Regions from separate parts of the Homo sapiens genome. Here region 1 is linked to region 2. Evidence: read pairs that join two places in POLR2A ChIA-PET (ENCODE). Cell type or tissue: PC-3. All regions are shown on one strand. Each heading gives the region's core, and the rest is flanking DNA. Links, peaks and the distances in the headings are about the cores only. Region 1 holds the start of NICOL1 (NELL2 interacting cell ontogeny regulator 1). Region 2 overlaps POLN (DNA polymerase nu).

Region 1 (15,553 bases), core at 3,567-11,566, 90 kb before region 2:
ATTTTTGTATTTTTAGTAGAGACAGGGTTTCACCATATTGGCCAGGCTGGTCTCGAACTCCTGACCTTGTGATCCACCCTCCTCAGCCTCCCAAAGTGCTGGGATTACAGGCGTGAGCCACTGCGCCTGGCTGTTTTTCTTTTAACAGTCAGGCCCCTCTTCTGCAGGTCGGCTGCAATTTGCTGGAGGTCCACTCCATACCCTGTTTGCCTGGGTATCACCAGTGAAGGCTGCAGAACAGCAAAGATTGCTGCCTGCTCCTTCCTCTGGAAGCTTTGTCTCAGAGGGGCACCGACCTGATGCCAGCTGCAGCTCTCCTGAATGAAGTGTCTGGTGGCCCCTGTTGGGAGGTCTCACCCAGTCAGGAGGCATGTGATCAGGGACCTGCTTAAGGAAGCAGTCTGGCTGCCCCTTACCAGTGTGGGTGCACTGCGCTGGGGGGAATGCCCCCTCATCCAGGTCACTGGGACTCTTGGGAGCCAGCAAGCAGGAAAGATTAAGTCTGTCCAACCTGAGACTGCGGCCACCACTCTCCCCAGGTGCTCTGACCTGGGGAGATGAAAGTTCTGTCCGTAAACCCCTGGCTGGAGTTGCTGGAACTCCTGCAGGGAGGCACTGCTCGGGTGAGAAGGGATGGGTCTGGTTCCCAGTTAAAGAGGCAGTCTGGCCACAATCTGCCACAGCTGCTGTGCTGCGCTGTGGGGAATTCTGCCCAGTCCAAACCTCACAATCTCCCTAGCACTGGCCAGGGAAAACTGCCTCCCAGGTTCAAATGACTCTCCTCCCTCAGCCTCTCGAGTATCCAGGATTACAGGCATGCATCACCACACCTGGCTAATTTTTTTTTCTATTTTTAGTAGAGATAGGGTTTTACTGTGTTAGCTAGGCTGGTCTCGAACTCCTGAACTCATGATCCACCCACCTCAGCCTCCCAAAGTGCTGGGATTACAAGTGTGAGCCACCACGCCTGGCCTTGTAAGCCCATCTGTTCTGCCCATTTACTTTCCTCAGGAGTACAGTAGGGTGCTGCTGGCATGGGTGCAGTACCTGGCATTAGTCCGTGGCCTGGAGCACTGGTGTTCTTCACCTGTGGCCTTGGCTGTCCTGTCCATCAGGGCATTTCCTCCGGGATGATAGAGGTGTCCCCCTTTTGGTGTCCCCTGCAGTGAGTAACTGCCACCTCCTTTGGGAGCTGGACAGCATCTACAATTCCAAGATCTCAGAGCAATGCTGTGTGGGGGATTCCTTAGCTGTTAGCGCTCCCTTTTCTTTCCATATGGCGTCATGAGCGTGGAGCACCAGGCACCCATATTTGGAATCGGTAAATATGTTGACTCTTAAGTCTTTTCTCAGTTGGAGGACCCTGATTAGACCAATTAATTCCACTTTTTGAGCAGATGTCTGGGGAGGTCAAGCTTTGGCCTCAATGCCTTCTTCTCGGCTAACTACTGCATAACCGATCTTTCTTTCTCCCTTATGAATAAAACCACTTTCATCTCTGAGCCACTCAACATCGGGGTTATGCAGGGGCTCAAGGGCTCATCTTTGAGGTCAGGCCTGCTAGAGGAGGTCTGTTCTATGGTTTCCACACAGGAGTGAATGAGTTGGGGATCTGTTTCCTGGGACACGAAGTCCAGCAACAAGGGAGAAGAGTTTAAAACTCGACATACTTTAAGGGTAACATCTGGGGTGTCATGCAGAAGGGTCTGATATTTCAGTAACAAGCCCCTCGTTAGCTATTGGTGTCCCTTTGCCTCTAGGACTCTCTATACTTCATGGGGGGGATCACGACATCTGATGGTTGTCCCAAGGTAAACTTACTGGCTTCTGTCAATAGAGTGGTGGCGACTACAGCTCGCAAGTATCCTGGCCACTCAGCCACCACCTGGTCTAGTTTAGAAAAGTAAGCCACTGGTATAGGGTCATTCCTGAGCCTCTGGTTTAGGATGCCCAAAGCTACCCTTTGTTTTTCAGCCAAGGTGAAAGGGTGGAGCTGGACAGCATCTAAAAGTTCATCTAAAGGGTGAAAAGTTTTTCTTTTTCTTTTTTTTTTTTTTTTGAGACGGAGTCTTGCTCTGTCTCCCAGGCTTGAGTGCAGTGGCGCGATCTCGGCTCACTGCAAACTCCACCTCCCGGGTTCACACCATTCTCCTGCCTCAGCCTCCCAAGTAGCTGGGACTACAGGCGCCCACCACCGCGTGCGGCTAATTTTTTGTATTTTTAGTAGAGACGGGGTTTCACTGTGTTAGCCAGGATGGTCTCGATCTCCTGACCTTGTGATCCGCCCGCCTCGGCCTCCCAAAGTGCTGAGATTACAAGCGTGAGCCACCGCGCCCGGCCTAAAGGGTGAAAAGTTTTTCTATGTTTGGGAGTCCCAAAGTAGGGGCTGTTCCCAGCTTTTCTTCTAATGTTAGGAATACCTGTTGGCAGGTTCCATCCCAATTTAAAGGCTCATGATCACGTCCTTTCAGAGCTTCATAAAGTAGTTCTGCTGTGAGCCCAAACCCAGTAGAATCCAGCCATTCCCCCAAAGGCCTGTTTCTTAGTCTGAGGGGACTGGAGTGCCAGGATGGCCTCTTTTCACTCCTGAGTCAAAGTCCTGTCCCAGGAGTGGGCACATACCCCAAATACTTAGCCTTCTGTACAGAGATCTGGGCATTGCTAGGGATACCTGATGCCCTCGTTTTTCCAGAAAATTAAGGGGCTGGATTGTGTTCCTGTCAGAGACTTCCCTAGAAGGGCTGGGAATTAATAGGTCATCACATATTACAAAAGGGACCCATAGTTAACGGTAGCTCCTTTAACTCTTTTGCCAGAGATGGGGATTGTCTCTAAAACCTTGAGAAAGGACGGTTCAGTTAAGCTAAGAGGCGGCATGAGTGTCTGGATCAGTTCATTCAAAAGCAAAAATATACTGGGAGTCCAGGTGTAAAGGTATACACAAGAAAACATCCTTAATTAGGCATTAAGTCTAATACTGTGAACCAATGAGCATCTTTAGGGACTTGGCTCCATATTGTGTAAGGATTAGGAACTATTGGGAGGATTGAGGTAACTGCCTAAGAGTCTGAGCTGACACTGATGTCAGCTCCCCCAGCTGCCATCAGGAACTCCTTGCTATATGAGCTGGGTGACAAGTCAGTCCAAAGTCTGAGTTACAGCCGACCCAACTGGCCAGACGTGGGTGCGACTTCCCACTCCACCTGACAAAAGCAGTAAAATCTTGTGTCTGGTGCTTAGATGAGCTGGTTCAGTGTTGACGGAAGCTGAAGACAGACGGAAGCTCCACTACAACATGTTCAGGGCGGCCCTCGAGGACAGCGTGGAGAAGAAATCCTCCCTGTGGGTATAACTCGGATCAGTTAGCTTGCTTGTCTGCTTCACGTAGAGGCAGAAGAGTCATGAAATAAGAATATATATGGAGTCGTGGGTGGGGCTGTTTGGCTGGTTGATGAGAACCCGGAAGGAGCAAGTTTGGAAGAATGGGGAGACACGGCTATGGGGAGTGAGTGTGTGGACGAACAACAGGAACAGGCAGAGTGGGAGGGCTGTCACATTGCACATTCATGCTCCGGTGTCCTCCACAGGGGAGGCACTGGATGACCACGTTGATGGCTGATATGGTTTGGTTCTATGTCGCCACTCAAATCTCGTGTGGAGCTCTGATCCCCAGTGTTGGAGGAGGGGCCTGGTGGGAGGGATTGGATCACGGAGGCCGACTTCCCCTTTGCTGTTCTCATGATAGTGAATGAGTTCTCACGAGATCTTGTTTAAATGTGTGTAGCACTTCCCCCTTTGCTGTCTTCCTCCTGCTCTGCCATATGAAGAAGGTGCTTGCTTGCCCTTTGCCCTTCTGCCATGATTGTAAGTTTCCTGAAGCTCCCCAACCATGCTTATGTATATCCTGCAGAACTGTGAGTCAAGGAAACCCTTTCTTCATAAATTACCCCGTCTTAGCAGAGATGGGGTTTTGCCATGTTGGTCAGGCCGGTCTCGAACTCCTGCCTCCAGTGATCAACCTGCCTCGGCCTCCCAAAGTGCCGGGATTGCAGGCTTGAGCCACTGCGCTCAGCCAATACACTTCTAAATAACTTCTTAATCAAGGAAGAATCACAGTAAAATTAGAAAGCATTCTGAACTAAATTAAGATGAGAACTCATCAATATTTGTGTGATGCATTGAAAACATTAAATGCTTAGATTAGAATATAAGAAAGGGATCTTCTAGAAGTGTTTCTTCATATGAAAAAATAAATAAAAATAGTTAATCGGGAAATAACTTGACTTCTTCTAATATCTCAGTTTTCATAAATCATCTAGGTGAATTGTTAAAAATAAATTAGGTAAATGTAAATAGGATAAACATTTATAAATTAACTTTTCATGTAATTTGAAATCTTAAAGTTATGTTATGATAAATTAAATGATATTCATAAATGTCTGGTTCATTTCCAAATAAGATAAAAAATTGAAACAAATTGCTGAACATACATATGTTTGTTCTTGGTTTCCTAAATTTCATAAAAGACTACATATATTTAGGTCTATTAATACACATAAAAATTATGTTATGCATTCTTTTGATACATAAGTTTTCAGCATTTTTACATTTATAATTATATTACACTATAAATTTTACCACAAATACTATTTTGCCCTTATATTGCAAGTTTTCTAGGATGCTATTTTTGTTATTGTTCTAATTGTAAATATTTTATAATTTCCCTTGTGATTTATTTGACCTATGTGTTATTAAATTTGTGCATTTAAATTTCCAAACATATGGAAGTTTTCACTTATATTTTTGTTATTATAAGTAATAATTACATTGATTTGTAGTTAAAAAAATGATCTGTATGATTATTTGACATGTTTAAATTATTTGACATGTTTAAAGCCTTTATTAAGTGATCAGTGTGTATATATATATATATATATATATATATATATATATATATATATATATAAAATTAAAATTTTTTTTCTGGAGACAGGATCTCACTCTGTTGCCCAGGCTGGAGTGCAGTGGCACGACCATGACTCACTGCAGCCTCGAACTCCTAGGCTAAAGGGATCCTCCTGCCTCAGCCTCCCAACTAGATGGGATTACAGGCATGCACCACCACATTCAGATACTTTTTAAAATCTTCAAATCTTTTGTAGAGTTAGGGTCTTGCTATGTTGTCCAAGCTGGTTTTAAACTCCTGGCCTCAAGTGATCCTCCCGTCTCTTATAAGCACAAGCCACTGTGCCTGGCCTAATTTTTTTAAAATTAAACATTCTGCATATACTTAAACAGAATGTATTCTGAGGATACAGTGTTCAATATATGTACTCAATTAGATAATGTTTTGTGAAGCATTCAAATCTATATCCTTACCAACTCATTTCCTGTTTGAATAATTATCAGAAAAAGCACGTTAAAATATTACACTATAATATTGAGATTAATTATTTCTTCTGTACTTCTGTCAATGCCGCTTTCAATATTTTGAAGCTTTGTTATTTAGTGTCTTGCTATATCACAACCCCTTTTGACATCAGTACCTAGAACTGGGTTAAAATGTTTGCCTGGATTAGGGTTAGTTTTCAATGAAAAATCCTCAGCTCTGTCAACGATCTTTTCATCACCTGGGAGTTTATATCAACATACAGTTTTGGTATCAAAATCAAAGAAAGCATTAAATAAGCGAAATGTGTGAATAACACAAGTGAGATTTGTGCAAATTCATTTTTTTTAAATGATGGTGAGCGTTGTGCTTGTCCTCTTGTTGGATTCACGAAATAGAGTCACTATCAAAAGAATACATTATGGCTGAACTCGGTGGCTCATGCCTGTAGTCCCAGTACTTCGGGAGGCCAAGGCGGGTGGATCGCTTAAGGTCAGGAGTTCAAGACCAGCCTGGCCAACATGGTGACACCCCATGTCTACTAAAAATACAAAAATCAGCTGGGTGTGGGGGCAGGCACCTGTAATCCCAGCTACTTGGGAGGCTGAGGCAGGAGAATCGCTTGAACCCAGGAGGCAGAGGTTGCAGTGAGCCAAGATTGCACCACTGTACTCTAGCCTGGGCGACAGAGCAAGATTGCGTCTCAAAAAAAAACAAAAAACAAAAAAAAATTACAGAGAGACCTGTCTCTAAAAATTACAAAATGGTTCTCACCTATAAAATATTGACATGTGATAGTTCAAAATTGCTTGCTAGAAATTAAAATTACTAAGAGTTAAACTTAGGCCAGGTGCAGTGGCTCACGCCTGGATTCCCAGCACTTTGGGAGGCAGAGGCAGGTGGATCACTTGGGGTCAGGAGTTCGAGACCAGCCTGCCCAACATGGCAAACCCTGTCTCTACCAAAGAAAAAAATACAAAAATTAGCCGGGTGTGGTGGCACGCACCTGTAGTCCCAGCTACTGGGGAGGCTGAGACAGGAGAATCACTTGAACCCGGGAGGTGGAGGTCGCAGTGAGCCTAGATCATGCCACTGCACTCCAGACTGGGTAACAGAGTAAGACTCTGTTTCAAAAAAAGAGTTAAACTTCTAATTAATATATATAATTCTGTATATAAAGTGCACCAAAAAGATGTGTTTTATGAGAAAAATTATAAGAAAGGCACAAATATGTGTTATTTATTGAGAAAAAGGAATAATTTTAAGGTTATTTCAAATATGGATTTAGGAAGGAAACAGAAACAACATCCAAAGGAACCAGCAAGTATGACAGAGAGAGAGAGACAGAGATGAAGACAGTCATGGGAATGAAGATGCATTTTTGGTAAGAAATATACATATATATATATATTTTTTGAGATGGAGTCTCACTCTGTGGCCCAGGCTGGAGTGCAGTGGTGTGATCTCAGCTCACTGCAACCTCTGCCTCCTGGGTTCAAATGATTCTCCTGCCTCAGCCTCCCCAGTAGCTGGGATTACAGGCGCGTGCCACCATACCCGGCTAATTTTTGTATTTTTAGTAGACACGGGGTTTCGCCATGTTGGCCAGGCTGGTCTTGAACTCCTGACCCCAGGTGATCCACCGGCCTTGGCCTCCCAAAGTGCTGGGATTAGATTGTCCGTGGGCGCGACTGTCCGTGGGCGCTAGGGGCAGGGGTGATAGGAGCAGGTCGCGAGCGGGCGCAGCGTGGGACCGAAGGGGAGAAGGACGCCTGCGGCCCGGCGCGTCCCCGGAGGCACGTCCCCCCCAGGGCTCCGCGGCCCCGGCAACAGCGCGGGGCTACCCCTCTACGGCTCCCGCCCCACTGGGGGACCGCGACGGCCTGCTCCCGGGCTCTTGGCTCCGAGTGGAGAAGAGCGCGGAAGTGCGCACTAGCCCGACACTCGGGAGGGCCGCTGCCTCCCCAGGCGCCTGGGACAGCGGCCCGCAGCCCCCACCCGGCCCCTCGGGCCCCGCGTGCGTTTCAGCGCGCTGAGGATGCAGCACACCCCCGAGGTGCGACCGGGTCCCCGAAGCCCGGCGTCGGCCCAACCCGGAGGAGGCAGCGGCAGTCACGGGCACGCTTCCCCAACCCACCCTCCCACCCACTCTTAGGGTCAGGACACCCGCGTCCGGCCGGGGCAGGGGCGGCTCTGACCACGCGAGAAGCAGGTGCGTCCGCAGTCCCAGCTTGTGCCGGGAAGACCACCGGCCAGAACCCCGGGGGTTGGGGGTAGAGGTCGGCTAGGCTGGGGAGGGGGGCGCCCGAGGCTCCGGGTCCTGCACGGCGAGCGGGGCGGCCTCCAGGTAGGGGTGCGGCTCCGCCCACCAAGAAGAGGGTCTGGCGGGAGGTGTGGTTAGTCCCTGAGCTCCCGGCCACAGCGCGGGCTGCTGGGTGGGGTGGGGGGGGAGCGGGGGCGCCAGCACCCACGTGCGCCTGGGGCGCCTTCTGAGGAGGCCACCGCCTGTGTCGGTGTCGGCGTGGGGGCCTGGCTCCGACGGCTGGGACCATCCCTCCCAGGGCGTCCGGGGCCCAGATTCGCACTTGCCGGGCGCCCCCGGGGGCCACTGGCTGCACGGCGCTCTTTAAGGCCAACAGCCCTGAGTTCACGGGACTGAAATCGGCACAGAGAGGCCGAGGACCTGTGGTCGGGGCTCCGCGCAAGCGGTTCTCCGGTCTCCGAGGACACCGAGAGGCGGAGAGGAGGACCCTGGGTTGGGGGTGGGTAGCCGGGAGGGACCGAGCAGGCTGGTGCCCACCCTGACGCCCGAGGATCGGGGAGAGGCTGGGCCAGGGAAAAGCCGGGCGAGGGCGGATCCCCCGAGCCGATCCCCCAGACCAGCTCTCTCCGGGCGGTGCGACCCCACACTGGACCCCACTCGCCCGCGGTCGGAGGCCAAGCGTTTGCATGCGCAGCTCCCCGCGCCTCGCGAGCATCGAGCAGCTCCCTCAGGATCGCTCCTGACCTGCTGAGCTCCAGCCACAGATTTCCCACTTCCTCAGCTTTTCTCCCGCCGGCCTTGCGCTCTGGAGGTCTCGCCCCGGCGCCGCCTCCTCCAGGCAGTCCTCTAGACTGCATCCGCCATGGGCCTGGACGCTGCTCCCGGGGGCAGCCCCCGGCCAGGGCCAGGCACACCCGATTCCTGGAGCGTCCTAGGTTCCTCTAAACCCGCGGCCAGCGCAGTCTCGGGTTTCCATGACGACGACGTCGGATGGGGAACCCGGGCGGGGTCGGGTCGGAGCGCATGCGCGTTGCGCGCCGGACGCGGAACGTCTGCCGGTGTCCCCGCGCTGCTGGTCCCGGGGTCCCTGAACCGCGGTAAGGGCGGTGGTGCGGGCGTCCGAATGGGCGTTTTCTAGATACGGGGCGCGGACTAGAGGCTCGCTGGGCCCGGAGACCGGCGGACTGGAGTCGGGGAACCGGAGGTGGGGAGGGGGCTCCCGGGCCCGGGGTGGGTGGGTCCAGGGCTCCCAGGCCTGGGGCTTGGACAAGGGTCGTGGGGCCCGCGGGAGGGGACGGGGGCTCACCGGCCCGGGGCGGGCGGGGCGGGCGCCGCTGACCCCTCGCTGGCTTCAGGGCGGCCCCGCTCCCTCTGCTGGCCATGGCCCCCCCGCCCGCGTGCCGGTCCCCGATGTCACCGCCGCCGCCGCCGCTGCTGCTGCTGCTGCTGAGTCTGGCGCTGCTGGGCGCCCGGGCCCGCGCCGAGCCCGCCGGGAGTGCCGTCCCCGCGCAGAGTAGGTGCCGGGGGCCGGGTTCCGGGGAGCGGGGCGGGGCTGGCGACAGGGGCGTGCGGGGCCGGGGCTCTGCGGGGAGGACCGCGCCTCGCCTTTGTTCCCGGGAGCGGGTCCTCCCCTTCGCGGGAGATGGTGGCTTGGGGAGTGGGGACGTGCGCTCTTTGGCACTGGGTGGACGGGCCCAGAGTGCGTGGGGGCCTTGCGGGTGACCCCCCCTGCGCCCCCTCCACCCTGACCCGCGCCCCCCGCAGGCCGCCCATGCGTGGACTGCCACGCCTTCGAGTTCATGCAGCGCGCCCTGCAGGACCTGCGGAAGACAGCCTGCAGCCTGGACGCGCGGGTGAGCGCCCGCGGCGCGACGGTCCTCCCGGGCTTCCCAGGGGGTGGGGAGGGCAGGGAGGATGAGGAAGAGGCCCCCTGCGGGAGTGGAGTGTCCCTCATCCTTCACCCCGATTTAAGATGCCGCACCTTGCCCCCTTCCTCTGGCTCCAGTCATCCAAGGGGCATTCTGGGCACCTGTCTCACCTATGAGACGCCCCTCTCTCCAGCATACTCTATTTCTAGCCCCTCCCCCAGAAGGCTCTCACTGGGCACTTTGTCCTATGACCGCCACTCCTGAGGGCTGTGACAGATCTGGACCCTGGGGAAGGACTGTCAGCCCAATCCAGGATCCCCTAGGTGGGCGGCAAGGCCCCAGGGCAGAGGAGAAACTGAGGCCGGAGGATGTGGCGAAAGTGTCAGGAATGGGGGGTCAGGCTGGGCAGGGTGGTCTGGATCCTGGGTGGATGCACAGGTTGGTTAAGGCCCCTCCAAGCCTGGATGAACAGGGAGCCCCCACGCCATGGGGTGCAGCCAAGGAGTTTTTGTTTGTGCCGGGGCTCAAGCTTCTTCCTGGAAAGGGAGAATTCTAGGAAGGAGAAAGCAGGGAAGACCCTGCCTGGTCCCACCCCCCACCAGCCCTAGTGTCCTTCTTGGGAACACTCCAGAGGGCTCCGACTAAGACCTGGAGCCCTCTCCCCACTCACAGAGCCTGGAACTGAGCTCTTGGGAGGAGCAGCCCCCACCTATCCTTAGGCATGAGGGTGGCAGGGAGTGGGGGACAGTGGACCCCTGCGGGTGGTGTGGGAGCTGGAAGAAGGCAGGTGGGCACGCTGGCATGGCGTGGGCACCAGCAGACCCCAGGCAGGCCCCACCAGTGGGAGCCACTGCAGAGGAAAGAGATGAGTGGGAGGCTCTGGGTGTGGGGGTTAGAGCCAGGGCCTGACCTTGTCTGTCTCAGGAGCCGGTGGAGATAGGGCTGCCTTGGGTGGGTGGAGGCCCAGGGGAATGCCAGTGGGCAGCTGGGCTGCACCCTCACCCCTCTTGTTGCTTTGCAGACGGAGACCCTACTGCTGCAGGCAGAGCGCCGTGCCCTGTGTGCCTGCTGGCCAGCGGGGCACTGAGGACCACGCTGCTCCGTGTGAATAAATGCCCAGTGGCACGCCTGTGTCCTGTCTCTCTGTTCTGGCCACCAGAGCCCCTGCGTCGCCCCCGGCAGTCCTGGGTTGGGCCCCTCTCTGGGCTTGGGTTTCCCCAGCTGTTCCAGCTGGGCGAGCCCTCTTGGCTGCTGTCCCATACCAGTGCCCGTGCGGAGAGGTGGACACACACGTCCGACCTCAGTGACCTGTGCTTCCTCGTACCTGCTCCCCTGCCTGCCTCCCCTTGTTTTGAGGCTGGGGAAGTGTAGAAATCGGCCTGACCCCCCTGAGCCCCCAGAGCAGCTGCCCCAGGGCTGAGCCCCTCCAGGCTCCTGCACCACTGAACTGGTGGACCAGCTGCCTGAGACTGTGGGAGACAGAGGGTCCCGGGGAGAGAGGGCAGGGCCACCCCACACAGCATCATCTCCCCTGCCAGCTCCCACCTGCAGCCCTGAGCCTGGACCCTGGTCACTGGGGAGCTCTGGATGGGAACTTGATGAGGCCGTACTGCCATCCACACACCTGTGCACACAGCACCCAGGTGACCTCCAGCTGAAGCGGGCACCTCCCTCTTTTCATTCATTCTGTAAATGCTTTTTCAGTAAAATTAGAGCCTTTTATCAAAGTAATGCAGGAACATGGTTAGGAACAAATCCAGGTGAACAGCAGGCTGGAGGTGACTGCCAGGTGCCCTAGGTGGGACTTGGCCTCTGGGGCTTTGGTTCCCTGGCCCTGGGGCCCCAAGCCCTGCCCTGCCTCGGGCGGGTGGAGCTGGACGTGCCTGGTATCCACAGTGAACAGAGTCCTCCCTTGGAGCTGGCACACGTGGAGAGACTGAGTCAGGTGTCCAGCCGGGAGGATGTCTGCGCCCTCTAATGCAGGCCAGGGAGAGCAGGGGCCTGAGGTCACTGCAGGCCCAGGCAGGGTGGGGTGTGGGGCAGGAACCAGTGCCGGCCACCAGCACCTGCTCAGAGGCTGGGAGGCTGGGCCATGTCTTTGGGGGCATGGCCTGGGTGGTGCTCATGTCCCATTGGTCAGCCTTCCTCACGCCTTTCTAGCTGCAAGGGAGGCCAGGAACATAGCCCTATTTCTAGGCTTATATTGACAGATTTAGGCAATCAAGTCCAGGAACAGCCAGATTCCTGTTTATCCCTGCAGTGTTAGGGATTCCTCACACTAAATATTGTTTATCCAAAATTCAAATATAACTCAGTGTCCTGTGTTATGGGCAGCTGTGTGCCCTGGCACAGGGTGAGGTCTCCATTACTATAAAAGATGGGGTCTGGGGCACACTCGTCACACACGCCCTGGGGAGGTGCCCTCTGGGATTCAGTGGGGGCAGGAGCCAGGCTTGGCTGTGGGACACTGGGTGGAGAGGCCTCCCCCTAGGCCTTGCGGGGCTGGGGCAAGGACAAGGTTTGGTAACGGGAGCTTCTGGCTGCCGGTAGGGAAGGGACTTGCGGGGCTTGTGAGGAGGTGACGGCAGACTGAGAAGGACAGCAGCCCCACGGCAGCAGAGGGTAAGAGGCCGCTGGATTCCGGGTGTGTTTGCAGGTAGAGCCTGTGGGATTTGGGTGGGGGGTGGGAGTGGTCATGGGGGTCCGGGAGGCCACTGGGGAGGTACGCCTGTAAAAGGAGCTGGAGAGAGAAGTCTGGGATCCCCTGTGGCCTGTTTGGGGGCAGAGGAGAGAAGAGGGCCCCTAGGGGTGACGAGCAGCTGTGAAGCAGGAAGAGAACTGAGCTGCGTCCCGGGCAGCCACAGCTGTGTCTCATGCCACCAAGGCCAAGCAAGGCAAGAGGACCACAGGGTCCATGAAGAGCGGGGAAGGCCTCGGAGGAGCAGAGCGGAGGGAGCCTGGCCACAAGCGTGGGCAGGGCCAGTGGCATTCACACTCAGTCCTGGAGCCATGGCGCAGCTTTCCTGCCAGGGGCTCAGCAACTCAGGGATGAGTCAACCCTGGCATGGCCGAGCAGTGACCTGGCACTGCAGTCTCTTTCTGGGACACCTTTTCTTTTCCTGGACCTGCTATTTCCCTGATCTTCCCTGCATTCCGCCCTTATGTCTGTAGCTTCTCCAGTGTCAGGGCATCCCCTTGGTCCAGGGCCTCTCCCTGTGTTCCCTGTGGGCCCTGCCTTCCTCCCTGACCGCTGGGTATCCCCACTGCCCACCTGCACTCCAGCCCAGAGCCGCCTTTCTCTGGATCCTATGTCCTCTTCTCCCTGCTGCCATGTAGAAAAGCGTGTGGGAGGGACACTGTGTCTGCTTGTCTGGAAGGCGGCTGCTGCCACAGTCCATCTGCAGGTCACCCTTCCTACCGCAGGGCCTGTGCATGTGCCCTCTGCAGGGACGCATCCCTTGCCCTGGGACCGGCCTCACTCTGCAGCCCTGTGTCCCTCCTTAAATAGTTTATTTTTAAGAGAGGGCCTTGCTCTGTCGCCCAGGCTGGAATGCAGTGGCCTCATCACAGCTCCCTGCAGCCTCAACCTCCCAGGCTCAAGCAATCCTCCTCACTGGGCCTCCTGAGTAGTGGGGCCCACAGTGCCGGTACCAGCCCACAGAGCCCAGAGCCTGTAGCTGGGTCCCCAGCGCACGCCGACACACCCAGCCCCGCATTTTCTTCTAAGCGTTTGTCCCTGAGGGGTCCCGGGGTGTTTGTTTCTTTCCTCCCTGCCACCCCACACTGGATTGTGAAGCCCAGGAGGGTGAGATCTGCTCTTCCCAGGCGCCCCTGCAGGCCGCGCGCTCCCCCAGTGGAAGCTGCAGGGAGGCTGCCTGGGCCAGGGCTCTGGGAGGAGCTGGCTACAGGGGTCCCCCGCAGCCCCTCCCTTCCTGCTCTGGGGGTCTTTGGGACGCAGGGCTGCATGGGGTGTGGTTTTGGGCCATCTTCCCATGGAAGATGCGGGGTAGGGCGAGCCTGGGGCCTTGGGCGCCTTTCTGCCACTCCCACCTCCCGGCCTCCTGTGGAGCCCCGTTAGGCGCCCTGTGGGCCTGGGGACCGTTTTGCTTTTCCTCCTTCTTCCTCTGGCCTCCCGGTCTGTAGTTCCACTTCATAAGAGACCTCGGCCCGCCCCCCGCCCCGTCTCACCCGCAGCTCCGTTCCACCCCGCCCTGCTCCCTCCCACCGTGGCCAGACCCGCGCCGTCCTGGGGTTCCCCTGGGCTGCTCGGCGGCTCCCCGCGCCCCTGTTCTTCCTCCCCACGGACTCGGGCTCGGGGCGTTCGCGGCGGGATAGGAGCGCCCCGACGGCGTTGGAGGAGACCCCGCAAGTCCGGCCTGGGCGTGGGCTCGCGGGTCCCCGCTCTGCCGTGGGTGGGGCTGCACTGCCCACGTCCGCTGCGTTGGGTGTGCCCTCCTCGAACCTGAGTATCCAAGCGGCGGAGGCCCGGGCGCCTCTCAGCTTGGCATCTGAAATCCGGACGGTCTCGGCCGCTCCGCTCCCAGGAAGGCGAGGCCTGCATGGGCCAGGCGGGGCGCGGGGGCAACTGGGGCAGGGGCAGGGGTCTCCGGTGAGGAGGGCGCTCAGGGAAGCAGGAGACAGAGGCGGAGGTGGGCGGCCAGGGAGGACCGACAGGTCTGGGTTTCCGCTCTTGCCCCACAGGCTGACCTGACCGAGCCTCAGTTTCCTCCTCTGTAAAATGGGCCCTTGGCGACAGCCTGGGGCTGATATAGGCGCTCTGCTGCTGGCGCTGGGAGCACCGTGTGGCCTACGGGGTTCTCCCCTTGTCGTGGGGAGGGGCTCTAGGCCCCCCAGCCCCCACCCAGAGCAAGTACCATGGTCTCCCAGACCTTCCAGGCTGCTTCCTGGAGCCCAGCCCTGACCCTTCCAAGCTGACGGTGTTCTGGTGCCTTCCAGGTACCTATGAACCCGGGGCTGGAGCACAGGCCTCAGCTGACCATCAGGGCTACTGGGGGTCACATGGCCACGGGCTTTGGGTGACTTGTAGGGGCTGGAGGGTGAGGCCAGGCAGGCTGGTGGGAGGGAGTCTGCAGATGGAGACTGGAAGGGCCACCAAGGCGTGCTGAGCAGGCCTCTGTCTCTGGGCCTGGCTGCTGGGGCCGAGCAGTGGCAGGCTCAGGCTGAGGCTGTGGGGATGAGGTGGAGAGGGCAGGGGCCGGCAGAGGCTGTGGCCCTGTAAGGGCTGGACCGCTCTCCTCAGAGGTCACTCAGGCCTTGGGGTCTGGGTGGGGACACTGCTCAGGAGCTCCTGGACAGTGACCATGGCTTCTCCCCTCTCCTGGCCCCCATCAGAAGCATGACAGCCTGTTCCCCCAGTCTCTGCTCTGGAGCCCCAGGCCCCCATTCAAAGCCCAGCCTCATCTTCCTCCAGCCCCCTGGCTCTCCAGGCGCGCCAGCCCCTCACTTGCCTCCACTGCCTGGTTTTTCCTGCCCGGACCCCTTGCGTGCTGATCCCTCTGCTGGGACGCCCTTCCTGCCGTCCACGTGGCCGACCTTAGGACGACACTGCGGAGCTGCCCCTGTGGCTGGGCAGGGACCCTGGTCAGCACTTGAGCGTCGGGTGCAGGGGTTGTTGAATGGATCAGCGAGTTCCTTCGAGATTGTCCATGACCCACGTTGCCTCCCTGGAAGGCGTGAACCTAAAGGGTTGCCCTGACCCTGTGCCCCGGCGCCGCAGTCCTCAAACCTGGCTCCGGTAAACTCTCCACTTCACATTAATTTTGCCTCAGTTTTTTCCCTTTAGGTCAACATATCTGGCATAAGTCAGCAGGCTTCAGTGACCCTCTTCCCTGACCACCTGGGGCTCCTTCCAGGACTTGGGGGTGGTATGAGCAGGAACCCACCATGCTCCCCTCACTCCAGAGGTTTCCTGGGTGCACAGGGGTGAGTCCTCCTGAATTCAGAGCTTTGTTTTCTTTTTGGTTGACATCTAGATTTTATTTGGAGTGTTTTTTAAACCTGCTTTTAACAGAA
Region 2 (15,553 bases), core at 2,716-10,715:
ATGTCCATCAAAGGACATTTGATGAATAGATAAATACACGGATTATTTGCTTATTTATATTGAAATATATAGAATATATTATTCCATATAATAGAGTATTTTTCAGCCTTAAAAAGGAATGAAGTACTGTTAGCTCCTACAGCATGGATAAACCTTGAAAATACTATGTTCAGCAAAAGAAGCCAGATACAAAAGGTTCCATGTTGTACAATTTCATTAATGTGAAGTGTCCAGAATAGGTAAATCTAGAGACAGAAAGTAGATGAGTGGTTTCCAGGGCCGGGAGGCGGGGTGAATTGGGAGTGGTGGTTAATGGGCATGAGTTTTCTTTTTGGGGTGATCGAAATGTTCTGGAATTAGATAGTCGTGATTGTAACTTTATTTTTTGAGAGACAGGTTCTTGCTCTGTCGAGGCGGAGTGCAGTGGTGTAATCATAGCTCACTGCAGCCTCAACCTGGGCTCAAGCAATCCTCTCTCCTTAGCCTCCCAAGCAGCCAGGACTACAGGATAGGCGTGTGCCACCTCATCCGGCTAATTTAAAAAAAAATTTTTTTTGTAGAGATGGGAGTCTTGCCATGTTGCCCAGGCTGGTCTCAAACTCCTGGCCTCAAGTGATCCTCTCCTCTTTGCCTCCCCAAATACTGGGATTATGGGCATGCGCCACTGTGCCAGGCCAATTGTAACATTAAAAAGGTGAATTTTATGGTCTGTGAATTATATCTTGATTTTAAAAGATGGTGAGAGCTTAGGAGAAGGATGTTTTCCCAGGAGCGGGGGCACAGAGACCAGGAGAAAGCACCGGGACAGGCAGGGCCCAGGGATGCTGCACACCCACAAAGACCCTGTGGAGGCTTTGACTTGTCCCTTGCTGGGGGTGGGGTCCTCGTTGCTGTTGCTGGCCCTGGACCTCGGAGCCAGGCACATCCTGGAGGCGATCATTGTCTTAGATGTGAGGAGCTCCAGGCTTCAAATACAAATAAACGCCTATGTAGGTAAAATGAAAGTTTGTTTTAAGAAGCAAGAAAGAGCTGGCAGTGAGAAAGTAAAGGGAGTAAGTATAGATTTCTTTTGTACCTAAGCAATAAATGAGGTCTTCAACCAGGTTGAAGATAGGATTTCTTTCTAGGGTTATATTTAGGGCAATCCTAAAGCAGGTTTTTTGTCCCCCAGTAGAGGGGAACGAGGAAATCAACAAAGGATATGTTAACAATGCTAGAGTAAAAATGGAAAATAAAAGGAACATGGATGAAGGCTGCCATGTAAGGCTGGGCTGGTTGTGCACTGCACAGCTGTAGGAGGAGCCAGGCACACAGGTCTAGACATGTGGCGACTCCTGGAGATGTGCACTGCAGTTCTTATCCTGGCAACAGAGAAGCTCCCTCCTTTGAGACAGGAGCCATTGGAGAGGGGGAGGAGGGTATACGGAGACAGTGAGGTGGGGTGGAAGGGAGTTCAGGAGCCCCTGTCTTAGGCCTTCTACTTTGTCACTTAAGTAAGAGCGGGGGTTCTTTTTGGAGATTAAGAGAGAATAGTAGTTATTTGTGGAAGATCAAAAAAGTCTGGAGCAACAAGAGAAGACAGGAAGTCAAGAATATTAAGGGCTTCTCTCAGTCCACATGGCCTGAATTTCTAGTGGACTCAGCTGCCACCACCTTGCAACTTCCGCCAGCACCTGGGGTGGGGTAAGAGGTGAGCAAGTAAATAATGGGGATCACTCAGGGCTGGAAACCAGAGAGCAGGGAGAAGTCAGAGGAACACAGCTTCCTAAGGGGGCAGCTGATGGGCTGAGCGGAGATAACAATGGGTCTATGTGTGTCCCGGGATCCATCCTGCGACCTTTCCTGAGTGCCCAGGAGGAGCTGGAGCTGACTGGGTCTCAGTGCTTTTGGAGCTCAGTGGGGTGCAGGCAAGACTGGCTAAGTGACAGACCTGGACAGAGATGCCAGGAGGAAGGCCACTGGCAGAGCTGTGAGTGAGGCCAGCGAGGACCCAGTGCAGATATGGGCATTGAGAGGTGGAGAGCTTGGAGTCCTAGAGTGGGCCCCGATTGGGGTGGAGGCCACTCATGTGAAAGGACAGGGTCACAGAGGGTAAGGTGCAGGGTCTAAGGAGGAGGACAGAGGACAGGAGAGAACGACAAGAGGATGCCCTGCATACTGGGTGGGAGGCAGGACTCCAGTGCCCAAAAGCTGGCCTTGGCTCCTGGTGCCCTGGACCCCACCATGTGCTGTGCTCGTCACATCGACCCGGTACAGTGCCTCTTCCTGTGCTGGGCAAACACTTCATTATTCTTTGCTTTTGTCACTTTCCCTGCTGTCACCATAAACACAATTTCACAGCTACTCCAAAGTCCAGGTGAGTGTAGAGTAACATTCTCAATCCTCTGCTCCCCGTATATAAAATATTTCTTCCTGAATTTTGTCATTCAAGTAAGAGTCCTGTGGTGGTAGCCTTTTTGGAGAGATTTTCTGATTCAAACGCAAGTTTGCGTTCTATACTATTCATTCATTTATTTGACAAATCCTTTGTGAGTCCCCACCCTTTGTGGAGCACAGTAGGGACGAGGGTGGATGAGGTCTCGGCCCCTGGGCGCTGTCGCTGCAGCAGGATGGACAGTAGAGCAATACATGGGAATGTGCATCGGACCAGAGAGGAGCAGAGACCAGAGAGGAGCGGAGACCAGAGAGAAGCGGAGACCAGAGAGGAGTGGAGACCAGAGAGGAGTGGAGACCAGAGAGGAGCGGCGCCGTGCCCAGCATCAGGGGAGGGTGGTCAGGGGAGGGCCCTGAGGAGACGCCGGGAGGGCCCACTTGGATGAGGTAGGGGAGGGAGACACACGGACATTCGGGGAAAGAGCTTCCTGAGCCCCAGGACAGGAAAGGCCAGAGTGAGGCGGGTAACTGGTGAGCTCAGGCCTAGCCAGGGCAGCTGAAGAGGGAGCACCAGGAGAGTGGGTGGCAACCAGGCCAGAGAGCAGCCAGAGCCCTCGCAGGTCCCCCGCCTTCAGCAAAGACAGAGGCGGAGACAGCGCATGGGGAGGGGAGTGCAGGGGGCCGGCCTAGTGAGGGGCTGAAGGACAGACCCCTCACCCGCTTAGGACTCTGCTCCTCTGACTTCTCCGATCCCCATGATCTGCTTCCTCATCTCCCACCCCCAGGTGCTGGGCAGCCTTTCTGTGTGACATCGTGAGGGTGAACAGGTGGCAGGAGATGAGCTGGGACGGAGGGTAGGGAGGGGTGAGGGGGCCATAGGGAGGGGTGAGGGGGCCGTAGGGGGAGCAGAAGAGGCCCAAGGTGATGGGGAGGTGGCACCTGCAGCTGATGAGGGAGGGGACAGTGACTCAGACACACGGACCTTCCAACAGCCAGCACACACTTCCCCCTCCCCTTCCTCAAAGGGGCACTGATGCACCCGGCCCGGTGAACACCTGTGATGTATAAGCCAAACACAATAATCCACTCCTCCTTTTTTCTGGAGTATAATCTCTCCACCTCCCTTGCAGCTGGTGCAGCTGCATGACCTGCTCTAGAAAGTGGGTATAGCTGTTGTCTGCACCGGGCTCTCCAAGAGCACCTTGACTTTCCTGGGCAGAGGAGAGGGGTGAGAGAGAGCCTTGCACCCGTCTCTCCATCCTGCTTTGGAGACCGGAGCAGGTATTCCACCAGGAGGAAGAGAAGCCAACGTCCTGAGAATATGATGAAAAAGGACGGGCCTGGGACGACACTGCCAAGCTGCCCAACAAAACCCGAGCCCATCTGCCTCTGGAATTCTCTGTGAGTGTAAGCCACTCAGGCAGGATCTTTCACCCGCAGCTCAAGAAGCCCCTGGCCCACAGATGGGCTGGGGCGTGAGTACGCAGCAAGCACCTTGGCTCTCCTCGGAGGGCAGTGGCTCACAGCCAGCACCGCGGGCTCGCTCTTTCCGTGGTGCTCGCCTGCAGGGCGCGGGACTCGCTGGTTATTTTATCATTTCTATTACATTCTCTAGGAATGGACTTCTTTTTTTTAGTGGGGAAGAACCATCACTTCCTTCACAATTAGGTAACTCATGGCATCCTAGTTATCTACTCTTCTTTTCAAAATGATTAGCTATTAGCCACAAAAAATATAATTTCTGCCTTATGAAAGTAGCCTTGGAATAATTCCAGGCTTTTAAACTCATGTTGGCCTTCCTGCAGATCTGATAATATTGTGAGTTCATATATCTTACCACTGTGAAGTCAGAGTAGAAAATACATCATCTCTTTCAGATTCCTGGAATAACTTCAGAAGTTCCGGATCTCCAGATAAATGTGTAAGAATGCGCAATTCAATCTGTGAAAAGTCTGTGAGATACAGTTCTGCATTAATTTAGAGTTTGCCAGCAATGTTCCTCGTGTTTGCTGCGCACCCCGGCCACCCTCAGACTCTCCTGACTCTGTAGCCTCAAGGTCCATGTCCCTGCCTCCCATCTCCCAGGGTCCTCTGACCTCAGTGTCAGGAGGTGAGAAATGAAATGGGGAGGATTGTGCAAGGTGAGGAGGCTCAGGAGTGAGTGAGAATGTGTGCGTGGAGGGGAGTTGTGATAAATAGGATGACCAGTTATCCTATTTATAGGCCCCATCAACAAAGTGACATTGAGTAAAGGCACGGAGGTGGCAAAGGAGGGCACCAAGATGGTCTCTGGGGAAGAGGAATGGCCTGGGCAAGGGCCTGGAGTGGAGCTGACTCTTAGCTGGGAGGAGTAGGGTCCGGCAAGGCCGCAGCGAGCAGGGCAGACAAAGCACGGGGGCAGGGCCAAAGGTATCTGGGATTTAGATACGGTGATGTGACGGGACACTGCAAGAAAAACTTGTTATTATGTACTGTGCCTTAGAATTTATTTGAAAGAGGCCAGCCGCAGTGGCTTATGCCTGTAATCCCAGCACTTTGGGAGGCCAAGGCAGGTGGATCACCTGAGGTCAGGAGTTCGAGACCAGCCCAACCAACACAGTGAAACCCTGTCCCTACTAAAAATACAAAAACTAGCCAGGCATGGTGGCACATGCCTGTAACCCCAGTTACTTGGGAGGTTGAGGCAGGAGAATTGCTTGAACCCAGGAGGCAGAGGTTGCAGTGAGTCAAGATCATGCCACTGCACTCCAGCCTGGGCCACAAAAGCGAGACTCTTGTCTCAAAAAAAAAAAAAAAAAAAAGAATTTATTTGAAAGAATGAATTCCATAAGTACCTTTGAATTGTTCAATTTCTAAACCTTTGAACCCTATGAAAATGCATAAAGCAAGCTACAGCAACGTACCTGCTGCTAGAAAGGTGTGGCCTTTGGATGAAACAAACATGGCCCTCGGGGAGATCGTGAGAATCTTGTCTTCTTTACCTGAATTGTTATTTCAAGAGCATTTAGTGAATTTGGTCATGAACTGATGCATAGCTATTCCTCAATACAATATTATTTGAATATTATTCTGAAGTCCAGAGTTAAGATTTTAAATTTTTCCGAATATTTTTATTAATTTAATTATTTTAGAGATGGGGGTCTCACTTTGTTGCCCAGGCTGGAGTGCAGTGGCACAATCATAGCTCACTGCAGCCTCGCACTCCAGGGCTTAAGCAATACTCCTGCCTCAGCTTCCCAAAGCAGCTGGGACTACAGGTGCACACTGCCATGACCAGCTGATTTTAAAATTTCTTGTAGAGACAGGGTCTCACTATGTTGCCCAGGCTGGTCTCAAACTCTCAGACTTAAGCAATCCTCCTGCCTTGGCCTCTCAAAGTGCTAAGATTACAGGTGTGAGCCATGGCGCCTGGCCTTATTAATGTAATTTAAAAATAACATATTACTACTGAAAGTTAACTAGGTTTTCTGTTTTTTTTAATTTTCTGTTCTGTCTAGAATTCTTAATGAAGAAAAGAAAAAGTCAAACGTTGACAACCAAATGCATTCCAGTAAAAGCAATCTTGAAACTCTCTGAGCCTCACTGATTGAAGGTCTATGTGGGAAGGGGCAGCAGGGGATGAAGCTGCTCAGGATCCCTCTCCTTGGACCCTATTTCAGGACAGTCACATGTATTTTAGAAAGGACTGCTCATTGGGGCGGGGAGCACTGGCTCACACCTGTAATCCCAGCACTTTGAGAGGCCGAGATGGGAAGATCACTTGAGCCCAGGAGTTTGAGACCAGCCTGGGCAACATGGTGAAACCCTATCTCTACTAAAAATACAAAAAATTAGCTGGCCGTAATGGTGCATGCCTGTAATCCCAGCTACTAGGGAGGCTGAGGCAGGAGAACCCAGGAGGCGGAGGATGCAGTGAGCTGAGATCACAACACTGCACTCCAGCCTGGGCAACAGAGCGAGACTCTGTCTCAAAAAAGAAAACAGAAGAGGAGAGGAGAGGGGAGGAGAGGGGAGGAGAGGGGAGGGGAGGGGAGGGGAGGGGAGAGAAGAGGACAAGACAAGACTGCTCATTGGGCTTCATTGTTTTGCCAGGACCTTCCTGCACAGCAGGGCCCCCAGCACAGGGGCAGGAGCGCCACTGCCAAGGGTAGGACGTGTACAGGGCATGGGCAGCAGAACTCTCATTTGCTCAGATTTGAACTTTTTCTTTTTTAGAAATGTACCCATCAGCATCACAGCAGAATAGCTTAAAAGAAAGAAGAGTGTTCATGTGCTTTTTAATGAGCTCTTAAACTCTTTTTAAGAGTGTTAGTGTGCTTTTATAAACATTTCCAGTAATGTTCAAACTTTAATAAGCACCAGTGCTATTATATGTTTGTTTTTTCTTTATTGGGAGGCTGGTGGGGGAGAGATGGCAGGAGGAAAGCTGCTTTCCTGATATAATTATCATCCATTTCCACTTGTAAACTGCTAACAGGGAGGTACCATATCACTTTAGCTGTTTTTCATTCTTTCAATGTATGTTTAAATCCTGGTCATGCAAATACAGAGAACTTCAGGAAGGTGAAGCAGTTAGTTATATAGAAAATCAATGACAAGTAACTTTTTAAAAAATGTTAAAAAGGGCACACTGGCTCACACCTGTAATCCCAGCACTTTGGGAGGCCAAGGTGGGAGGATCACTTGCGCCCAAGAGTTTGAGACCAGCCTTGACAATATGGCAAAGCCTCATCTCCACAAAAAATACACACACATACAAATTAGCCAAGTATGGTGGTGTGTGCCTGTAGGCCCAGCTACCCAGGAGATTGAGGTGGGAGAATCACCTGAGCCCAGGAGGTCAAGGCTGCAGTGAGCTGTGATCGCACAAATGCACTCTAGCCTGGGTGACAGAGTGACACCCTATCTCAAAAGAGAGTTACCAGAGACTTTAGCAAGGTAGTAAGAAATGAGTTACCTTTAAAATTCTTAGGTGTAGTAATCTGAATTGGGTGCTTGGAGATACCTTGGATATTCTGTTAATAATAAGAGACTAGCTTTAGTTAAAATATCTACTCTTAATCTGTACTACTTAGGGTATTTAATGTACATCACATTTTATTAAACATTAAAACAAGTAAGCCAATGTAACATGCATAAGCACATTAATACTTAATACAGTTGTCTAATATCAAAACATAATTTTGGTGAATACACCACTAAATGTACTTAGCAGATTTGAGAACAATTCCTTTTGACTCTAGCCTGTGTGACCCTTAACATAATTATGTACAGTCATTCTTTTTACAGCAGCCCAAATTATGAACTCAGTTAACTTAAAAATTCCTACAACATACGCTAATGGTAGATTTATGTGAAATTTGTATATTGTACTTTTATTTTAGAACACATTTTAAGATGAAAATTCTGGTCTCTTTGATGCTGGTCATTCCCCTCCCTCACTGCTCCTGGCACTTCGTACCTGCCTCTGTCTTAGCCTGTCCTAAACTTGGTGGCTTGTGCTACGTCCCCTGCAAACTCTTAGGGCCATCTGTTAAGCACCTTCACACTTTTACAACTTGGGCAATGTGCAATAGTTCACATGCTTCTAGCCCGTTTCAACTATTCAAATCATGAGAATTTCTGTCACAACATCCTTTGGATTCTTGGCAGTACCTTGGACAATAATACCCTGCTTTGTCTGGGAATAGAACTCACTGGGCATTATTAGTTGGTCTTGACTCCCTGGCTAAATCTGACGAATTGTGCCAAGCATCAAAGTCCTGCAATCTTACAGCAATGCTCCTTAGTTCCCCCTAGAAGCCCTGGGAAGTGGTAAGGCCACATTGTCATCCTCATTTTTTTAAGATGAGGACATGAAGGCCTTGGGGTATTAAGTCAGTGGCTCTCAAGTTTTCTATACATTAGAATCACATGATACCTCAAAAAATACCCAATATTTACAGGATAAGCTCAATAATAGTGTAGAGATGACAGAGAAAACAGCTATTGAATTTGAAGAGAGATCAATAGAAATGATCCAATCTAAAGAAGGGAAGAACAATAAACAAAGACTCAAGGACCTGTGGGCTAATATCAAAATACAATATCAAATTGTGTTCTCTTAGTTCCTAGAGAAAAGAAAGAGAATTGTGCAGAAAAAAGTTTTCTTAAAGAAATAATGGCTTCAAATTCTGAAATTTAGTGAAAGACATACTTTTTCCAATTTGAGAAGCTGAACAACCCTAAATATGGTAAATTAAAAGATAACCAGGCCCAGAAACATCATAATCAAACTGCTGAAAAAACTGTGATTTAAAAACAATCATCTTGAAACTAGCCAGGGTAAAATGACACTTTTCATGCTGAGGAACAGCAATGTGAGTGACTGCAGATTTCCTGTCAGGGACCATGCAGACCAGAAGACAATGGAGCCACAACTTCCACAGACTGAAAGAACTGCCAGCTCAGAGCTCTTTATTCTATCCTCCAGGAATGAAGGTGAGTGAAAGACATTCTCAGATGAATAAAAATTAAAGTACTCTGTCATCTGCAGACCTGCTCTAAAAGAAATGCTACAGGAAATTCTTCAGGCTGAAGGGAAATGCTTCCAAAGGGAAACCTGGAACTTCAGGAATGAAAGATGAGCAACAGAAATGGTCAGTATCTGGGTAAATATAATAAATCAGCTTTTTTGAGTTCAATGGCTTTTGTAAGCCTTTTGCATCTTATTTGAAGTGGTAGAATATGAAATATAAAAATAGCTTGTGGCTGGGCACAGTGGATCCCACCTGTAATCCCAGCACTTTGGGAACCCAAGGCAGGAGGATCACTTGTGCCTAGGAGTTTGAGGCCAGCCTGATGTAAATTTACATGGCTATTATAAAAAATGGCAAAAAAAAAAAAAAATAACATGCTGTCAATAATGCAAAGAAAGGGGGAACTCTGATATACTGTTGGTGGGAAAGTAAATTAGTGCAGCCACTATGGAAAACAATATGGAGGTTCCTCAAAAAAAGAAAAATTAAAATGCCATATGATCCAGCAATTCCACTGCAGGGGATGTATGGAAAAGAAAGGAAATCAGTATGACAAATAAGTATCTGCACTCCCATGTTTACTGCAGCCCCGTTCACAACAGTCGAGATATGGAATCAGCCTAAGTGCCCATCAATGGGTGAATGGATAAAGAAAATGTGGTAAATATACACAATGAAATACCATTCTGCTATAAAAAGAATGACATCCTGTCATTCGCAGCAACATGGATAAGCCTGGAGGCCATTATGCTAAGTGAAGTAAACCAGGTATAGACAGACAAATACTGCATGTTTAATTCCAGTATATGTACATAGTGGTAGCAGAATTGTTCACCTGTACCCCTGTGGAAAACAACTTTATTAACTAGAGTGCAATAATTGTGTTCAGTTGCTTCTGTCTTTTGTCTTTAAGACTCCATTTGTTTCAGGTCAGCATCTCTTTTCTCCCCCTGCCCCCCAACAACTTTCCCCAGTGAGGTTGTTTCACACAAATTTAATATAATTAGATGGACATGTCACATTCTGTCTCCCATCCTGAGATCCCCCGACTTCATAAATGACTTTTAAAAATTTACATACATTATAGTTCACTCTTGCTGTTGTACATTCTATTGGTTTTGACAAATGCATACTGTCAGCTATCCACCATCATAGTATCATACAAAATAGTTTTACCGCCCTAAACGATCCCCGGAGCTTTACTTATCCAACCTCATCCCCAAGTGCCAGCTCTGAACTTTTGGAAACCACTCATCTGTTTACTGTGTCTACAGTTTTACCTTTTCCAAAATGTCACATAATTTGGAATCGTGTGGTATGTAGCCTTTCCAGATTGATTTATTTCATTTGGCAATATGAATTTAAGATTCATCCATGCCTTTTTATGGCTTTGTAGCTTATTCCTTTTTATCACTGAATAATATTTCTCAGTATGAATGTGTCACAGTTTATTTATCTATTCACTTCTAAAAAGACATCTTGGTTGTTTCCAGTTTTTGGTGATTATGAATAAAGATGCCATAAGCATTTGTGTGCAGGTTCTTGTGTGGACATAAGTTTTCAAATTAATTTGGTGGATGCCTAGGTGTGTAATGGCTGGATCATATGGTATTTAGTTTTGAAAGAAACTGCCAAACTCGAAAAGTGGCTGTACCATTTTTCATTCCCACCAGCAATGAATGAGTGCCTGTTGCTCCACACCCTCACCAATTAATAATGTAAGGTTTTTGTTTGTTTGTTTGTTTTGCTTTTTGATCTTAGTCGTTCTAATAGGTATGTAGTGGGATCTCATTATTGTTTTAACCTCCCCACCTTTTTGATACCACGACTTCTCCTCATCCTTCAAATCTGCACACAAGCAGACTTCCTCCTTTCCTTAAGGAGGAAACCTCCTCTAGCTCCCTAATTAAGCAGGCTGGGGGTCTGTCACAATGCTCTGAAGAGCATCCTTGACATCTCTCAGTTCAGACCAAGTACTGATCACAACGTTGAACAGCTGGAGACCTGGATCCCCCTTTCCAGGAGCACCTCACACATAGAAAGTATGTAATACGTGCGTGTTTACTGAATGAGTGAGACAGAGAGGCATTGAAAGCATGTCAGTAATAAAAATTGAATACACATAACGTACAAATTGCCACCTTCGACTAAACTCCTTCCTTCTGCTTGTGCCTTGTGCACGCATCCCCCCAATACTGATGATGTTCCGCTACAGAGAAAGCACCACGATATGCAGCCCAGGGCAGCAATGCAAAATGAACTCGCACACAAATCTGGCCTTCTGGGAGTTATTGTCTGTCATGACGTGTGTATCACACATACAAGTCACATAACGCAGGGTTCAAATGAACAAAATGAAAGGGTGTCACAGGAGACTCTCCATGGTGCTCTGAGGGAAGAAGAGAGTACTTCAGGCCCCTGAGGAGTGAGGCTGGGGAAATCAGCCTCACTCATGGCAGAGTTCCAAGAAATCAGGAGACAGGAAGCGGCCACAGAACCACATGTGTTTCTTCTGTAACCAACCTTCATGGGCCTTCAGCAAGGCCTCTCTGGAGGAGATATCAGCCCGTGCCAAGCTTTTCATGGCCAATGCTCCCCGTTGGTTGTGGCACTGTGCGCCAACCAGATCTGTGAATGTCTGTTCATGTGCACGGGTTCACATTTCCAAACACATGAAACACTGCTGCGCTTCTCTATGGGCCTCTGTGATGCAAGCAGCCATCAGACAGAGTGCCGTCCCTAACGCCTCATGAGCAAACGCATGTTCACAGGTGTCTACGTGAGCAATTAGCACATACAGCACGTGAACTACCAAAGACCGAGGGTGACCAAAGTGACTGTGGTGGGAAGCGACAACTAACAAGAGTCCGAACATCTGGGAGGAAGCTGGGTCCCACCAGGTGAGAGTCCAAATGTGGGAGAAGCCTGTGGGGGTCACCCAGCACACTGGGGGTGTGGATGAAAGCGTGGCTATCACACGCCCATGAGAGCATCGAAGTCAGACATCACTCTAGCAAGCGGCTGCCGTCACAGACCAACACCACGTGCTAGCACGCAGGGGAACCGTTCGTGGAAGAAGAATAGAGAAGCGATCACTACCTGCAGGCATCCTCTACTGGGAGGGGCTAGACTCCCCATTACTCTCCTCGGGCGAGGAGCTGGCCACCCAGGCCGAGAGCAAATGGTGATATCTGAATGTTTCTGCAGGTGAAAGCCTCAGAACCAGCATACTCCTAATTTGTTGGAGTCAATCATGTTATTTACATTACATAAGCTGGTCCCCTCGTGTTGACCACCCATGAACATTTCATCTCCCAGGTCCAACGAATGTCCAGGGGGCGGAGACCATGCCCATGTGTCTCCTAAGCTGAGCAGAGAGAGCACACAGTAACGCAATCATACAGCAGAATGACTAGTTTAAGTTCCCCAAACTACGGAGATGGAAGCAAACTGGAATAATTTTCTTACAATTTTAATCTCCTCTAGGGTATACAGTTTTCTGCTATTACTGTGGACATCAAAATGTGTGGAGATCACTTCTCAGCTGCCTGTTAAATAAGCCCAGCTGAACCCCGCAGAGGAAGGCACCTGTGCTCAGCCCTCATGGGTTGCTCTGGGCAGCCCAAGTCTCCCATGAGTGGTTGCAGGGGAAAGTGCCAGCCATGTGGATGGGGCACATCCCAGCATCTGTTTTCATGGTGAACTTGGTATGTTTTTGCAAATAAGAGAACTGATCTAAAAAAATTGAATGTTAACAGCCTTTATTTAACATTCAGTGAAAGGCAAGGTGCTGAGATGACGTTTTAATTCTACAATGTGGCATTTGTTAAAATCTCAGTAGCTGTTAGTGGAATGCTATGCAGGGAATAGTCTCAGCTGTGGGTGAAGGGGTTGCGCCCAGGAGGTACATGAGCCCGTTGCTTTTCTCCCTAGGTATTGTGTGGGCCTGGGTATCTTCATCTGTCTACCTGACTGAAGCTCCAGATGGAAGGTGCCAAACTGGGGAGGTGGTGGAAATAAGGAAAAGGTGATGGCAGCCCTGCTTTTAATGTGTTGACTATGTCCTTGCAGCCTCTGGAATGAAGCCAAAGGAAAGTGATAGTCACAGGGTCTTGGCCAGCCTGAGGGCATGCTGGCTCTCCTTGTCTTGAGAAAGCTGTGGCAGTCGCCCCACACGTGCCAGGCTGTGTGAGGCACCTGAGAGGTGCTGTGCAGAACAGCCACACGGCACTCTGCCCTCTGGACACAGCCTCCCGGGGCAGGGCCCACGGCGTTTTCACCGTGTCCCCAGCACCTACTACACAGCCCAGCACACAGGAGCAATTCACAAATAGTGGCTGAATGAGTAAGACGAAAAATAAATAATTTTCACAATAACCTAGCAAAGAAGGTGCTGCTTTTATCATTTCATGGATGAGAAAAGTGAGGTTTCCATAAGTTAAGTAACTTGCTAGAGTAACACATCTATTGACTGAGCTGAGATTTGAACTCAGTTCTGCCCTAAGCCAAGGTTCTGTTGCCTCCAGGGTCCGCCAGACAATGCCAGCGGTCTCTTGAAATAATTTTTCTTGATTAAAAGAAAATCCAAGTGAAAACCACAACAAAAACACAGAAAAGGGCAGCTGGCACAGAGCTCAGAGTGAGGGCCACAGCAGCACACCTGCTATGGCACCTGAGCCAGGCTGATGCCACTGCACTTGACCTAAGCAGCTCGTGGAGCCTGACCTGCAGCCTGAAGGGCAGTGTGGCCCTGACACCATGTGGGGTCTGGAACCCTGTGAGTGGCTTGGATGGGCAGCCCCCTCTGCCTGCTCCTCCTGATACACTCCCGTGGCCCCCCTCACCCACTAAAGCTTCTGCTCAGCTGCCCCCTCCCCAACCTCTTGAACACTGCTTTCCCGAGGCTGGCAATCGTCCCCCCACTACATACGTTCCATACATTCACATTTCACTCTCCTCTGTATCGTTTCTCATTCCACATGCGTATTGGCTGTCTCATGCCCTCTATCTCCAAGACTCCATAGAGCAGAGGTGTTTCTTCGGTCGGGGGGCGGGTCGGTGGGGGAACAGAGTCTTACTCTGTAACCCAGGCTGGAGTGCAGTGGTGTGATCTTGGCTCACTGCAACCTCCTCCTCCTGGGTTCAAATGATTCTCCTGCCTCAGCCTCCCGAGTAGCTGGGATTATAGGTGTACGCCACCACGCCCAGCTAATTCTTGTATTTTTGGTACAGACAAGGTTTCATCATGTTGGCCAGGTTGGTCTCCAACTCCTGACCTTGTGATCCGCCCACCTCAGCCTCCCAAAGTGCTGGGATTATAGGCATGAGCCACTGTGCCCAGCCAGGATAGAGTTTTGACCCATACAGTGCAAGCACCCTGAACATCCTGGCACACAGGTGTTCAGAAAACATCTGTTGAATGAATGATGATGAATGGAGAGTGACAGGAAATGGGGTTGGAGAAGCAGGTGGGGTCAGACCACCCAAAGCCCTAAGAGCTAGGTGAGGAGACCAGACATTAGTTACCCCAAGAGCTCTGGGAGCCACTGGAGACTTTAGGGATTGGAGCTGTGGAGCTGGGCTTGCATTTCTGACTCTCCCGGCTGGAGGGATGAGAGCAGGAAGGTGGGTGGGGAGCTGGAAGGCTGGCACCAAGATGTGCAGGCAACAAGGGTGGGGACAGCTATACCAGGAGGCCCAAAGGCTTTGGTGCCCAGCCCGGACCCCTGGGCTCCAGCCTGTGTGACCAGTTGAGCTGAGGAATCGCCACCCCCACAGGGTAGCTCAGAGGAGAAGCCAAAGATCTGGCTTAAAAATGGTGAAATCAGCCAGGCACGGTGGCTCATACCTGTAATCCCAGCACTTTGAGAGGTTGAGGTGGGCGGATCATTTGAGGTCAGCAGTTCGAGACCAGCCTGGCCAATAAGATGAAAGCTGGTCTCTAGTAAAAATACAAAAATTAGCCAGGTGTGGTGGTGCATGTCTGTAATCCCAGCTACTCGGGAGGCTGAGCTACTCTGAACCCGGGAGGCAGAGGTTACAGTGAGCCAAGAATGTGCCACTGCACTCCAGCCTGGGCAACAGAGTGAGACTCTGTCTCAAAAAAAAAGAAAAGAAAAGAAAAGAAAAAGGTGAAATCACTGTGCCTTTTTTTTTTTTCCTGATATTCCTGAAGGAAAGCTGAATGAAGAGGGTTGAGACTGGTGAGCATGTGCGCAGGCATGGAAGCTGCCGGGAAAGGAGATGCTCATGCAGTGGACTCCGAGGAGCAAGGATGAGCACCCTTGACCACAACAAATGGGCAGAGGGAGAGGAGCCCCTCCTCTGGGAAGGGGACAAGCCGCAGGGTCAGAGGGGAAGGGCAGAGCCACACTGGGTCACCAGCAGGGCAGAGTGGGGAGAGGGAGGAGCCACGGAAACGGGCCAGGCCCCCAGGGGGAAGCGTGAGCCTCTGCCAAGCAGGGCTGGCCGGAGCTTGGGGCCCGCAGCTCCCCTGGGGTCAGCAAGGCTGTGGTCACTGTGCTGGGCAGCGTGACTCAAAGGGAGGCCAGGCTCCTCCACCTGCCAGCCTTTGGCCCTGATAATCCATTTTAAACTGCAGGTCCCAGTTCCTTAGTGGGTCACAAACAGCACTTTCAAAGGTGAACTGAATAGAAGAGAAA

Evidence for each region. Peaks named below come from ENCODE experiments on the same cell type or tissue, not always from the same donor. Only the 100,000 strongest peaks of a DNase experiment are listed, where the experiment ranks them.
Region 1: POLR2A ChIA-PET joins it to region 2 with 5 read pairs; 2 of 35 experiments call an interaction of 5 or more read pairs at or near these places.

What each region holds. Positions count from the first base shown.
Region 1 is chr4:2,033,320-2,048,872 of GRCh38, forward strand. It overlaps NICOL1 (NELL2 interacting cell ontogeny regulator 1), which reads left to right and starts at 8,676. Exons shown (of 4, transcript NM_001168243.4): 1 at 8,676-8,749; 2 at 9,008-9,165; 3 at 9,417-9,505; 4 at 10,542-10,645. The coding sequence starts at 9,033. The coding sequence ends at 10,607. LOC124900839 reads right to left here and starts at 8,595. Exons shown (of 4, transcript XM_047416543.1): 1 at 8,397-8,595. RefSeq lists an enhancer at 7,815-8,316 and silencers at 8,715-8,814, 8,855-8,914, 9,055-9,264. In PC-3, for the core only: a CTCF peak has its summit at 9,457 (motif pointing left); no DNase peak of the experiment used is centred there; H3K4me3 peaks cover 1,865 bases.
Region 2 is chr4:2,123,903-2,139,455 of GRCh38, forward strand. POLN (DNA polymerase nu) reads right to left here. Exons shown (of 26, transcript NM_181808.4): 17 at 7,331-7,388; 18 at 5,277-5,354; 19 at 4,211-4,325. Among named protein-coding and RNA genes, the nearest start is that of NAT8L, 72 kb to the left of the region's middle. RefSeq lists enhancers at 2,232-2,937, 2,938-3,644, 11,288-11,789, 11,790-12,289. In PC-3, for the core only: no CTCF peak of the experiment used is centred there; no DNase peak of the experiment used is centred there.